2 separate regions of the Homo sapiens genome follow, and region 2 is linked to region 1. Evidence: chromatin contacts called from ENCODE Hi-C or POLR2A ChIA-PET data. All regions are on one chromosome and are shown on one strand. The core of a region is the stretch at or near the end of the contact, and the rest is flanking DNA. Distances in the headings are between cores, read along the strand shown. Region 1 overlaps TNS3 (tensin 3). Region 2 has its middle 39 kb from the start of LINC00525.

Region 1 (5,695 bases), core at 941-3,440:
GATGGCAGAGGTGAATGGGGAAACCCAGACACCCACTACAGGGCTCCCTCAAAGTCTCTTTCTGCCCCAAGCCAGGTAATGCTGCACACAGGAGCCCAGAGACCCCCGAGTTGGGGGGACACAGAGCCTCCGGCACTCCTCCTGCTCCCCGATCAAAGCAGGCCCACAGACACCACCATCAGAGGCATCAACACCCCCGATCACACCTGGGATCCCACTCAGGCAGGTGCAGCTCACCTGGACTCCTTAGGCAAGAAATGAACAGAAAACAAATTCTATGTATATTTCGGAGACCAACAATACAGATGTTTTCCTGAAATCATACCAATGCAAAGCCTAGCGCCAATTCCAAAACCACAGAGATCATCGTCTCAGCCTCCCAAGACAGGGGCAGGATCTAGGGGCGTGCTCTTCAGTTCTACACCAAGGTGCCGGTGAGCTCAGCCCTGGGTCCACCTCCTCATTGTTTTTCCCGGGAAAGCCCCTTGGCCACTCCACTTCTTTGTCTCCTGCCTTTTGAAGTGAGAATAGTAACAGACAGGGCCAGTCTCATGGAGCTGTCCAGGGATTCACTGAGGTAATTCTGTCAATGGCTTGGAATCCAGCCTGGCACCGCATGGCCACTGCCCGTGCTGGGCAGACCTGGTCAAGTGAAGTCCCGTGGTCTCCAGACCCCGCCCACCCCTGACATCTGAGCTGCACCCCCTGCTCATCCCCTATGCCCACAAAGCTGCAGGAGGCTCCAAACATGTTCCTCTGATCTTCTCAAAGCCCTAACCCAAAGCCTTTCACAGCTCAGACTAGACAGCTACAAAACAGAAGACTACTCTTTTGCCTAGTAGAGCAGCAAAAATAAAAATCTTGAAAACATTTTTTAAAGTTTTGATGAAATATAAACAGATGCAAGATTTCAGAGGACAACTTGTCAGTGTGTATAAAAAGTATTTAGAATACGGCCGGGCACAGTGGCTCACACCTGTAATCCCAGCACTTTGAGAGGCCGAGGCGGGCAGATCACTTGAAGCCAGGAGTTCAAGACCACCCTGGCCAACATGGTGAAACCACGTCTCTACTAAAAATACAAAAATTAGCCTGCGTGGTGGCGCACACCTGTAATCCTAGCTACTCGGGAGGCTGAGGCACAAGAATCACTTGAACCTGGGAGGAGGAGGTTGCAGTGAGCCAAGATCGTGCCACTGCACTCCAGCCTGGGCAACAGAGCAAGACTCTGTCCCAAACAAATAAACAACAAAAAAAAAGTATTTAGAATACAATCCCAGAGTAAACTGAATGCACTAAAATGAAGTCTCCGAAAAGGTAAGGAAATGATACATCAAAAACCCGTTTAGGTTAATTCATACAATCTGTACATGTAACACTCAAATTCAAGCAGCTCAGATGCAATCCTAATAGAGCCAATCTCATTATGGGGAAACTCAGCTTAACCAGGGTCCCATTTAATTCAAAAAAGTATTCAATAAGCCAACATCTCAGGGGAGAACAGCAAGGAGTTTGATCGACCATGGTCCTGGGTCTTACATGAACCCACCAGGATCTGACTATATGTGTCCCACATCTTCACCAGACCACGCATCCAAAATACAGTGACTCCCATTGCAATGCCATGCTGGAGTACACTGGCCCAGTTCCTACAAGTGGGCTGTCGCTTCAGACCCTATGTCACGCTTATCATTTGACCGTGAAAGACTGGCACGCAACTTAACATATAAACAGCATTATATAACTCATGGGGCAAAACTATTTAACTCTCACATGACACATCATTCCAAGATGACAACCACACAAATACGTGACTGCTCACTGCCGGCACCAACGTGATGGGGTAGGAGTGTCACCGTCCCTCAGGCGGGGCCCTGACGGCAGGAGGGAAGGAGGGAAGGGTCCCAGAAGGCATGAGGACTCTGCTGTCCCTGACGGAACCCAGGGCCCATTTCCTCAGCTGCAGAGTGAGAAGGGCAGGTCAGACAGACCCACGGGATCTTCTCAATCCAATAGTCTCTGAATCCAATTCAGCATTATAGGCCTCGATACAGTAACTCCAATGTTCAAACCCCGAAACCATACAAATTGCAACCACTGCCAAAAAAACAAACAAAAAAAACCTTTTAAACCAATAGTTATATAATTTCTAAGGTCAAGGCCAATGGAGGAAACTGTAATCTGTGCTATCACCACAGGGAGGCCCCAGCACCTGAGCTGGTGAAAAGTCAGAAAGTGTTGAATTGCACAAAGTTGCTTACATGAAGTGTTCGGAAATGCAGGGTTCCTGTAAAGTGTCCCAGCATTGCCCAGAGACACCCCTTCCTTAACCTCTGTATTGGGAAGAGGGGCAGGAAGGAGGAATTCAGCCCGTCCCCCAACATACCCAATTTTCTATGTAAGTCTACATCCACTTAAAATCGAGGCGAGAAACCCAGCACAGCTCAGGGCCACCCTCCAAAAACACAGACAGCTTGACACCCACTCAAATCCCCAGCCCCAGACCCGCATCTGTCCACCTCATGCCTCCAGATGTGCAAACACAGGTCTGGCCACCTCCAAGGCATGTGGTGCTCAGCAGCTTCCATAGCACAACCCTGAAGAGCATTGCACGGAGCCCAGCAGAAACCCCAGTAAGCAGACATCACCACCCCTATGTTACATGTTACAGGTTGGTAACATAGGGATGGTGATGAGGAAATGAGGATTTGGTGGGCGGACGTGTTGGAATCCCACAGTTAAGCTGCAGTAGCACCTTCTGACACCAAAACTCTGTTCTCCTTCCATCTCCTGGCTTTCAGGTGGTCCACACCCTCTCCTGCACAGGCTGCCCCTGAATCACATGAACATCAGTGAGGATAAAAGACTCTTGCTTGGGGGAGCTGTTCTAGCCCCGTGCCAAAAAGGGCAGAGAAACTATGGCCCTTCCATCACTTCCAAGTCAGCGTCTGAGATCTCATGTGACTAAAATCCCCCTGAATCATTCAGGGGTTAAATCTGGAACCAAGTAGAGGACATGCCTATGACAGGTCCCCCTGACACACTGGGGTAGAACCCCCTCAGCTGCTTTGACTTGGACTAAAATGAGAACCAGGCCCCATACTGAACTGGAACTGCCGCCAAGAGTTTCTGAAATACTGTGCTTGTCAAGAGGAGACTCAGGGATACAATGTCACTGTAAGTCTTTATTTGAAAGTAAACAATACACCTACACTTGGGTTGCACAAATCTAAACCCTGTGTGTGCACCATAATGCATTTCATGACTGAAGGATGACTGAGAAACTAACTTGCTATAGGTTATATTAAACCTGGCTCCTGAGAAACCCGAAATCCTAACCTCATATAAGGTTTAAAAAACTCTCTCTACTTGTAGGCACCAGTCCTGCAAATCTGTGTTGCAAACTCACTCTCTAGGTGTTTTTTTCTTTTGTTTTGTTTTGTTTTGAGATAGAGTCTTGCTGTTGCACAGGCTGGAGTGCAGTGGCACGATCTCAGCTCACTGCAAGCTCCACCTCCCAGGTTCATGCCATTCTCCTGCCTCAGCCTCCCAAGTAGCTGGGACTACAGGTGCCTGCTACCATGCCCAGCTAATTTTTTTGTATTTTTAATAGAGGCAAGGTTCCACTCTCTAGGTGTTTTGAAAAGAGAGCTGCCTGCTCACGTCCTCAGAAGCCTTCCCAAGCTGTGGTTTCCTTGTGGACCCTATCGCCAATGTCAATCAAATCCAAGCCCTTAGTGATTAGAGTTTCCATGAGATAGAAACACAAGTTGCTTCTTTTGTTCTCTTGTTTTCCAGGGTGAAAAAACCCAGACAGCAAAGCCTCCCACCCAGCCTCTGCCCAGCCCATGCCTCCCTCACCTGTGTCCCTGTTGGCATGCTCTTATCACAGCCTTCAACACCCAAATAAGAGAAAGAGAAAAGGGAGGCCCAGGTAGAATCTGTGGTTAAGGTTAAACCTGCAAAAGGTAAGCCTGCAAAGACCGCCCTGTTCCAGGCTGCCTTTTTTTTTTTTTTTTTTTTTTTTTGAGTCTCACTGTCGCCCAGGCTGGAGTGCAGTGGCATGATCACGGCTGACTGCAGCCTCTCAGTGACTTCTCGGGCTCAGATCATCCTCCCACCTCATCCTCTCAAGTAGCTGGGACTACATGCATGTACCACCAAATACGGCTAATTTTTGTTTTTTTTTTGTAGAGATGGGGGTCTCGCCATGTTGTCCAGGCTGCTCTGACGCTCAAGCAATCCACTGGCCTCGGTCTCCCAGAGTGCTGGGATCACAGGCATGAGCTTCCGTGCCCGGCCAGACTGCTCTTTAGAAGCATTTTCCTTCTACAGGTCCTGGAGCTCATCCTGGCCACGTGACAAACTGGCCCCATGGGCTCAATGAGGTCAATGAGGTCACTAAACTCCCTTTCTCTTCCGGTAAAATGACAGCTGTGGATCAAACACTTGGAGGTCATCCCAGTCCTGGACTCCCTGAGTCAGTGAGTGAAAAGTGAGGAGAGGCATTCCTCAGATAAAAAATTAGATGCACTGCCTGGAGGGTCATTCTGGTTCCACATATGTTTGTTTGTTTGTTTGTTTGTTTGTTTGTTTGTTTGTTTTTGAGATGGAGTCTTGCTCTGTTGCCCAGGACAGAGCACTTCCTAGTGTGTCACAGCAGTGGGCGAGAGCAGACTAAGCGGCAGGAAGGCAAAAACACCTCTTTTGGGAGAAAGTAGCCTAGCCTTATGGCAAAGCACACAGGCTCCACATCAGGCAGTCTGGGTCCAAGTTAAGGGTCCACCGCTTGGCACCTGCAGCCTCAGGAAAGGTCCTCCACTCGCCTAGGCCTCATCTCCCTCCTCTTTCCAGGACTGTGCGCTCATGTCCCGACCTCACCTTGGAGTTAGCAATCCACGCATGGCACACTAGGGCAAACCTGCTTTTCACAGTGGCCCTATGGCACATGGTCCTGCAGTGACCCTACAGTTCTCAGTCCCGCTGTGCCCTCCTGCAGGGCGCCATCCTGCAGTGCGCTATCCTAGCACACCCTAGGCTTCACCCTAAAGACCCTACCCTAAAGCCTCATCCCATCCCACAGCGCCCCACCCCACCACGCGCCATTTGCCAAGACCAGCGGACAACTCTAGAACATGTGATGATGCTCGCTCTAGTATCTCTATGAGAACCATGCTTTCCACTGTGAACTGCGGCTTCTTGCTCAGGAGGACAGCCCTGATCAGAAGGAAGACCTGAGCTTCAAAGAGTCTTTCTGCACATCTGGGAGCAGAACAAGGGAAGAGCCAAGCACATCCACCTAAAGAAGGCAGAGAAGACAGCAGGAGGCTGGGGGCCCTGGCAGAAGGAGGGGAGGCTGTGGACTGCTGGGACTGAAAGGGCCACTGGAGATTCCCCAAGGCCACTGCCAAAGCACATTTCCAGAGCAGCCATCCCTGGAGCTGCTCCCTTGGCTGTCACATCAACACCATGGCCACCACCCGGGCAGGAGTAAGCACACTCACCAGAAAGCCAGCAGCCTCCTCTGCACTCACCCATGTGGGGCATGCAGAGGGGGAGCACAGGGAGGAGGGAAGAGTGAAAGACACAGGCCCCATTCCCTCTGCAACAAAACTTCCTTGAAGTCCACGACGTCCCAGGGAGACATGGGATCCTCCCCAGGTGGGGTGGGATCCCAGCTGGTTTGATGTTCCTC
Region 2 (6,080 bases), core at 127-2,626, 280 kb after region 1:
CTATGATTGTATTCCAAAGCTCCTACGAGCTTAGCATCGCCCTCAACCTTTGGAGTTGGAGAGAATGTGGAAGTTCTGGGTACACTGTTAAGTACTCCATAATGGCGAATTCCAGCAGTCATAGTGATCACCGAAAGGTCCTAATAGTAAGGCGTAGAAGTGGTGAGAGATTGGAGCCCTTGTGTTGGGGGGCAGGGAACATGAAATAGTGTGTCCACTGTGGAAAACAGTATGGAAGCTTCTCAAAATATGAAAACTAGAATTACCATATGATCTTGTGAGTCCATGCTGGATATACATGCAAAAGAATTGAAATCAGGGACTCAAGCAGATACTTGCATACCTGTGTTCATGGCAGCATTATCCACAGTAGCCAAAGGAGAAACAGCCCAAATGTCCTCCAGCAGATGAATAGATAAGCAAAATGTAGTATATGCATACAATGGAGTGTTATTCACCTTTGAAAAGAAAGGGAATTCTGTCACATGCTATGACACGGATGAACTTTGAGGACATTCTGCTACAGGAAATAGGAAATAGCCAGGCACAAAAGGACAGATACTGCATGATATTTAAGGAACCCAGAATAGGGACCTAGAATAGCTAAATTCATGTGACAGATGTAGAGTGGTCAAATTCATAGAGACAGAAAGTAGCGTGGTGGCTGCCAGGGGCTAGAGGGACGCAGAATGGAGAGTTTGTGTCGAATGGGGACAGACTTTCAATTTTGCACAACGAAAACATTCTGGAGATGAAGCGTGGTGATGATTGCACAATAACGTGAATGTGTTTAGATATCACTGAACTGTATTGTACGCTTACAATGGTTAAAATGGTAAATTTTATGTTAAGTGTATTTTACCACATTTTTTTTTTAAGAAAGAGAAGGTGCAGAAGTTGTACCAGCTCACCTTTCTGTCAGTGAGCCTCTTAGATCAGACAGGCCAAAACTTCTGGAGACGTTCAGGCCACTGGGGTCCCCTTTCCCCAGCTGCCAAGCTGTTTTCTGATTTTCATAGCTGCCCTCAAGGCCTCCTGGCCGATCCTTGAACTTGCTGCGAACTTTATGGAGATTGGTGATTGCCCTGCTTCCTGGTGGCTGGGCTGCTATAAATAATAATAATGCTGATAATGAAAAGAATTGCTCAGGGTGCAGCAGGAGGCTCGCCAGGCTCCCAGACTCACGGGGGGAATGGGGAATGTCATGTCCAGGGGCTGCTTTATGTACTTGGTGTTAATAAATCATAATAATTAGATACTGGTCCAAGTCATTTGAAATTCATTTCTTTCATTCATGCAGCATTGCAGGAAGATGAAGATGCTGGCTGATTGACCTCATTCTTCACGTGCACTCAGGGCTCAGGGCCAGCGCAGGGCTGGGGAAGCTGCTTTCTTCCCACGCCTCCAGGGCCCAGCCTGGCCGTCTCACAACCTGGCCTCCTTCTTGTCTGTGAGCTCACACTCTCTTTCTTCCCCCGCATGCAGATGGTGATGATGGCCAGGACACTGGCCACCTGCCTGCAGCATGCCCAGGGCCTGGGCTTTGAGGCTTGTCTTCCCATCCTGAGTGCTCCACATGCTTTATCTCACTGGACCCTCACAACATGCCTTTGGCAGGTGAGGAGGCTGAGGCTGAAGCTTGGCCTTGAATGTTGGCATGAGTCCTCACCAGCGTGTGTATTTGTCAGGTTAGACTGGGCTCTGCCGTGGTAACGAAACATCTACTAAATCTCAGTGGTTTCACATTGTCCTTGTTTATTTCTCACATATGCAAAATCTTCTGTGGGCCCGTGACTTCACAGGGCAGCTGTCCCTTGTACAGAAATCGAGCCCTGCAGGCTGCTCCTGTCTCCAAGCTTGGCCAGCTCCAGAGAAAGCGACCTTCACCTTCATGGTGGGGGAACGTCCATGGAGGTCTGTCACCCGCATGTTTACACTTCTGCCCAGAAGTGACACACGCACTTCCTCTCATGCCTTTTATCCAGAGCAGCCACAAGCCAATCCCCCTGCGAGGGTCTTGGGGTGTGGAGATCCTGGGCCTCCGTGAGCAGAACTGGAGGTGAGTGAGCTCCAGTGAGGTCTGCAGCTGTGTCTCCTCATCTCAGTGCTGTTGACCTTTGGAGCTGGAGAAATCTTTGCTACGGAGCCTGTCCTGGGAATCGTAGGATGTTTAGCAGCATCCTTGGCCTCTACCCACCAGATGCCAGTGGCACCATCCACTTATGACACCAAAAATGTCTTCCACATTGCCAAATGTCCCTTTGTGGGCAAAACGGCCTTTAGTTGAGAACCCTCGGGGCCTGCACCATGCTGTGTCTATGGATAAGGTGCCCAACGCTCTGAATCTCTTTACTAATTTCGAGTTAATGCTGCCCACTCTACAGAGATGATGTGAGGATGAAATGTCTCTGACTCGTGTGAAAGTGTGCAGCACTGAATCCCAACTCAGTAGGGCCAGGGCCCTGTTTTTGCTTCCCACTGTATTCCCAGTGACTGGCATGGAGGAGGCTCTCAGTGTTGATTGAGATGATGAATGAATGAATGCTCAGTCCTGGCATAGGACAGTGCTGAGTAAGTGGCAGTTCCACCCCCACCCCATGACCTATTTACACACAGATATGGGTTTTTGGGCCTTCATGGAGGCAGGAAGCAAGGGGCAGAACAGGATGGCCCTGTTGCGCTTCTCTACCTGGCCGACAGGTGTCCCCCCGAGCCCCTTCTCACGGGGTACTGCTTCCAGAAAGGCTGTGATGGGGCTGCTTGCTCCCCAACTCTCCTTTTCCCTGGCCACTGGTCAGAGTCTCCTGGGAAGGTCTCGGCCGCAAGTTGGCCAGCCCGAGGGGGTCTTCGTCTGTAGGGAGTCTGTGCTTCTGCGGGGGAAGAACCTCCTGGGGAGCACATCTGGTGCTTTGACTCTGATGTCAGATCAGACAAGTCCAGTGCTCAGCAACCCCAGACTTCGCTGACAGAGGCTGTCACATTCCTTACACACCTGGGACACTTTCTCTCCCTGTTGAGACTAGCGCTTTTTCTCTTTCTCTGGACTTGGTTCCCCAAACCTGTGCTTCCCCAGCCCCTCCAGTTACCTCCAGCTCTTGGTGAATCACTCTGTGCCCCTGATACCCTTCACCCAGGCTGTGGGCCAGTCTCCATGAGCAGCGTCTGTCCTCACGTTGGCCTGTCCCCCTCTGGAGGCCTGTGTGCTGGGCTCCTCCGGCCATGCTGTCCTCACTCTCCTTTGGCTCCACACAGTTCTGCCGAGGGGCTTCAGCTCGGCTCTGAGTACCTCCTCTTGGCCTAAGACCTGCTCACTATCTTCTGGACTTTCTACCTGGGACAGGGAAAAAGGGTGCTGTGCCCTCTTCCCGTGGTTGTGGTGTGGTGGGAAGAGGAGACGCTGAGGAGCCAGACACATCTGGGAACCATCCCAGTTCAGTCTTTTCACAGCCTCGGTTTCCTCAGTTTCAAAGCGTTAATAAGGTTGACCCTCATGTCTCGGTTACCTCAGGCTGCTGTAATAAAATAGCACAGACTGGGTGGCTTAAACAACAGACATTTCTCTCTCACAGCCCTAAAGGCTGGAAATCAAAGATCAAGATGTTGTCAGGCTGGAATCCCCTGAAGCCTCTCTCCTGGGCTTCCAGATGACGGTCCTCCCCCTGCGTCCCCACATGGTCCTCCCTCTGTGTGTCTCTGTCCTAATCTCCTCTTCTTATAAGGACACAGGTCATATTGGATGAGGGCCTACTCTAATCATCCCATTTTACTTTAATTACTTCTTTGAAACCCTATCTCCAAATACAGCCACATCTGAGGGCCCAGGAGGTTGGACTTCAGTGTATGAGTTTTGGAGGGACACAGTTCAGCCCATAGCACCTGGCAGTTGGACCTGAAGATGACCCCAAAGGATTGAATGAGTTGATGTGGTTACCTCCTGTTATGCTTCAAACCCATCCTGTGGCCGCCATCCAGCCCATGGGGTTCTGCCTCCAAACCATCATCTTCTACTCCGTTACTGCTCTCCTATTCAATGGCTGGAGACACAGAAGCCAAGACCTCCTAACTCCACATTTAATTTTTAATTTCCCCCACTTTTTACTTATTCTGTGCTGGGAACACAGAAGTTGCGCATAGATGGAAATGAGTACTGGGTGACATTTCAGGGGGATTACACATGGCCGTCTACCTTCTTAGCCCAATGGCTGGTTTGCATTTGCCCCAAGGGGTGGACTTGACTTCTGCTACTTCTGTGGTCACCTCTGTGCCCTCCCAGGTACAAGATGGAAGTCCTGATTTCAAGTCACTCCATTATTCTCCATGACATGGGTCTCATGCACCATGGGTTCTGGTTGGAGCCATAAGCGAGTATGAATGGCACTGTCTGTGTGACCCTGGAGATGGCCTCATGCAGGGGTCCCCAGCCCCTGGGCTGCGGGCTGGTACCGGTCCATGGCCTGTTAAGAACTGGGCCGCACAGCAGGGGGTGAACTGCAGGCGAACAAGCATGACCGCCAGAGCTCCGCCTCCCATCAGATCAGCGGCACCATTAGATTCTCATAGGAGTTCCAACCCTATTGTGAACTGCACATATGAGGGATCTAGGTTGCATGCTCCTTCTTTTTTTTTTTTTTTTTTTTTTGAGACGGAGTCTTGCTCTGTCACCCAGGCTGGAGTGTGCAGTGGCGCTATCTTGGCTCACTGCAAACTCTGCCTCCCGGGTTCATGCCATTCTCCTGCCTCAGCCTCCCAAGTAGCTGGGACTACAGGAACCCGCCACCACTCCTGGCTAATTTTTTGTATTTTTAGTAGAGACGGGGTTTCACCGTGTAAGCCAGGATGGTCTCGATCTCCCGACCTCGTGATCCGCCCGCCTCGGCCTCCCAAAGTGCTGGGATTACAGGCGTGAGCCACCACGCCTGGCCTACATGCTCCTTCTAAGAATCTAACTAATGCCTGATAATCTGAGGTGAAACTGTTTCATCCTGAAATCATCTCCCCTGCCGCCACTGCCAGTCTATGGAAGAATTATCTTCCAGGAAACTGGTTCCAGGTGCCAAAATGGTTGGGAACCGCTGGCATACTGGGTGTGAAAGCTGTGTGGAAATTGCCATACCCCTAGAGGAGTGAGACTTTGTCATCCTTCGGCCATTCGTTCATGCTTTCCTGAGTCCACCCCTCCGGTGTCTACTGGAGTCTCCCACTGGCCATGCATGAGGAGGATACAGGGCAAGTCTGACGCTGACACTGTTCTCAAGGGCTCTGTCATCCTGGGGCGATTGTCTGAGGCCTCCTGCAATTCCTACAAGGCAAGGCCTAAAGGGCCACTGGCAGGATGTGGGGACGCCCCTGTGCCAGCTCAGAGCAGCAGCGTTGGGGAAGGTGTGTGCCCGGTGTGCGGCCTTCGAGTTGGCCCCTGAGGTGTGGCGTGACGTTGCTCTGGGAGTCAGGAGCAGGGAAAGGGCCTGAAGCAGGTGGAACAGCCTGGGAGGGTGCAGGGCCAGGTATGGTTAGAAATGGTCTGCCTCCCTCGACAAAGAGCTACATACATCCAAGCTGCAAACAGTCCCCTAAACCCTGTGCAGCTGGCAAAGCCCATGTGTTTAAAAAGCCTGCAAGTCCCCGACCCCAGGGTGGCCCCAGCAGGATGTTGAGGAAGGCTATTCAAGGCATTTGGAGATGAAGTCATCAGGATTCTTTCAATACTGCTTAGATTTCATGTAACCTGAAACTTTTACACAAGCCAGTCTCTGCCTATGAATGAAAGAATACTGTTCCCCCACCTCCAACCAAACCCTTCCCTTTCCCCCTTTCTTTGATCTGGTGACAGACAAAAGAGACACGTTTGCCTATGGAAGCCATGGGATTTAGGTTCCAGGCCTACCCAGTGCTCACTCTGAAATTCCCAGAAATAAGGTTAAATGGCTGAGCCTGGCTGCAAAGCTGAAATGTGCAAGGACCAATGAGGGAAATGTAAGAAGGGCGGGGTAGGTTGCCAAGTTGGGATGATGAGGGCAGACAATGGGTGGTCCTGGTGCTATACAAGCTCTGGGGAAATATCTGAGCAACTCTGAATCTGACAT

The links. A loop is a pair of places that touch in the nucleus more often than their neighbours do. ChIA-PET counts read pairs that join two places held with the same protein, here RNA polymerase II (POLR2A). Pooled maps may share reads with other maps.
Region 2: a loop to region 1 is called in a pooled map, with 2.3 times the contacts of the local background. The contact joins two enhancer-like sites. A Hi-C loop is called at or near these places in 1 of 168 maps with a recorded cell type or tissue (HepG2), 1 of 37 single-sample maps with no recorded cell type and 2 of 50 pooled maps. POLR2A ChIA-PET finds 5 or more read pairs at or near these places in 1 of 52 experiments (Panc1).

What each region holds. Positions count from the first base shown.
Region 1 is chr7:47,442,686-47,448,380 of GRCh38, forward strand. All of the region lies in intron 4 of TNS3 (tensin 3), which reads right to left. Among named protein-coding and RNA genes, the nearest start is that of SNORD151, 19 kb to the right of the region's middle. RefSeq lists an enhancer at 4,665-5,165. Within about 2 kb of position 2,191, at least 2 of the 41 ENCODE cell types and tissues checked have a DNase peak (open chromatin) inside an H3K27ac peak, as active enhancers do.
Region 2 is chr7:47,719,120-47,725,199 of GRCh38, forward strand. No RefSeq gene overlaps it. Among named protein-coding and RNA genes, the nearest start is that of LINC00525, 39 kb to the right of the region's middle. RefSeq lists an enhancer at 4,868-5,799. Within about 2 kb of position 1,377, at least 3 of the 41 ENCODE cell types and tissues checked have a DNase peak (open chromatin) inside an H3K27ac peak, as active enhancers do.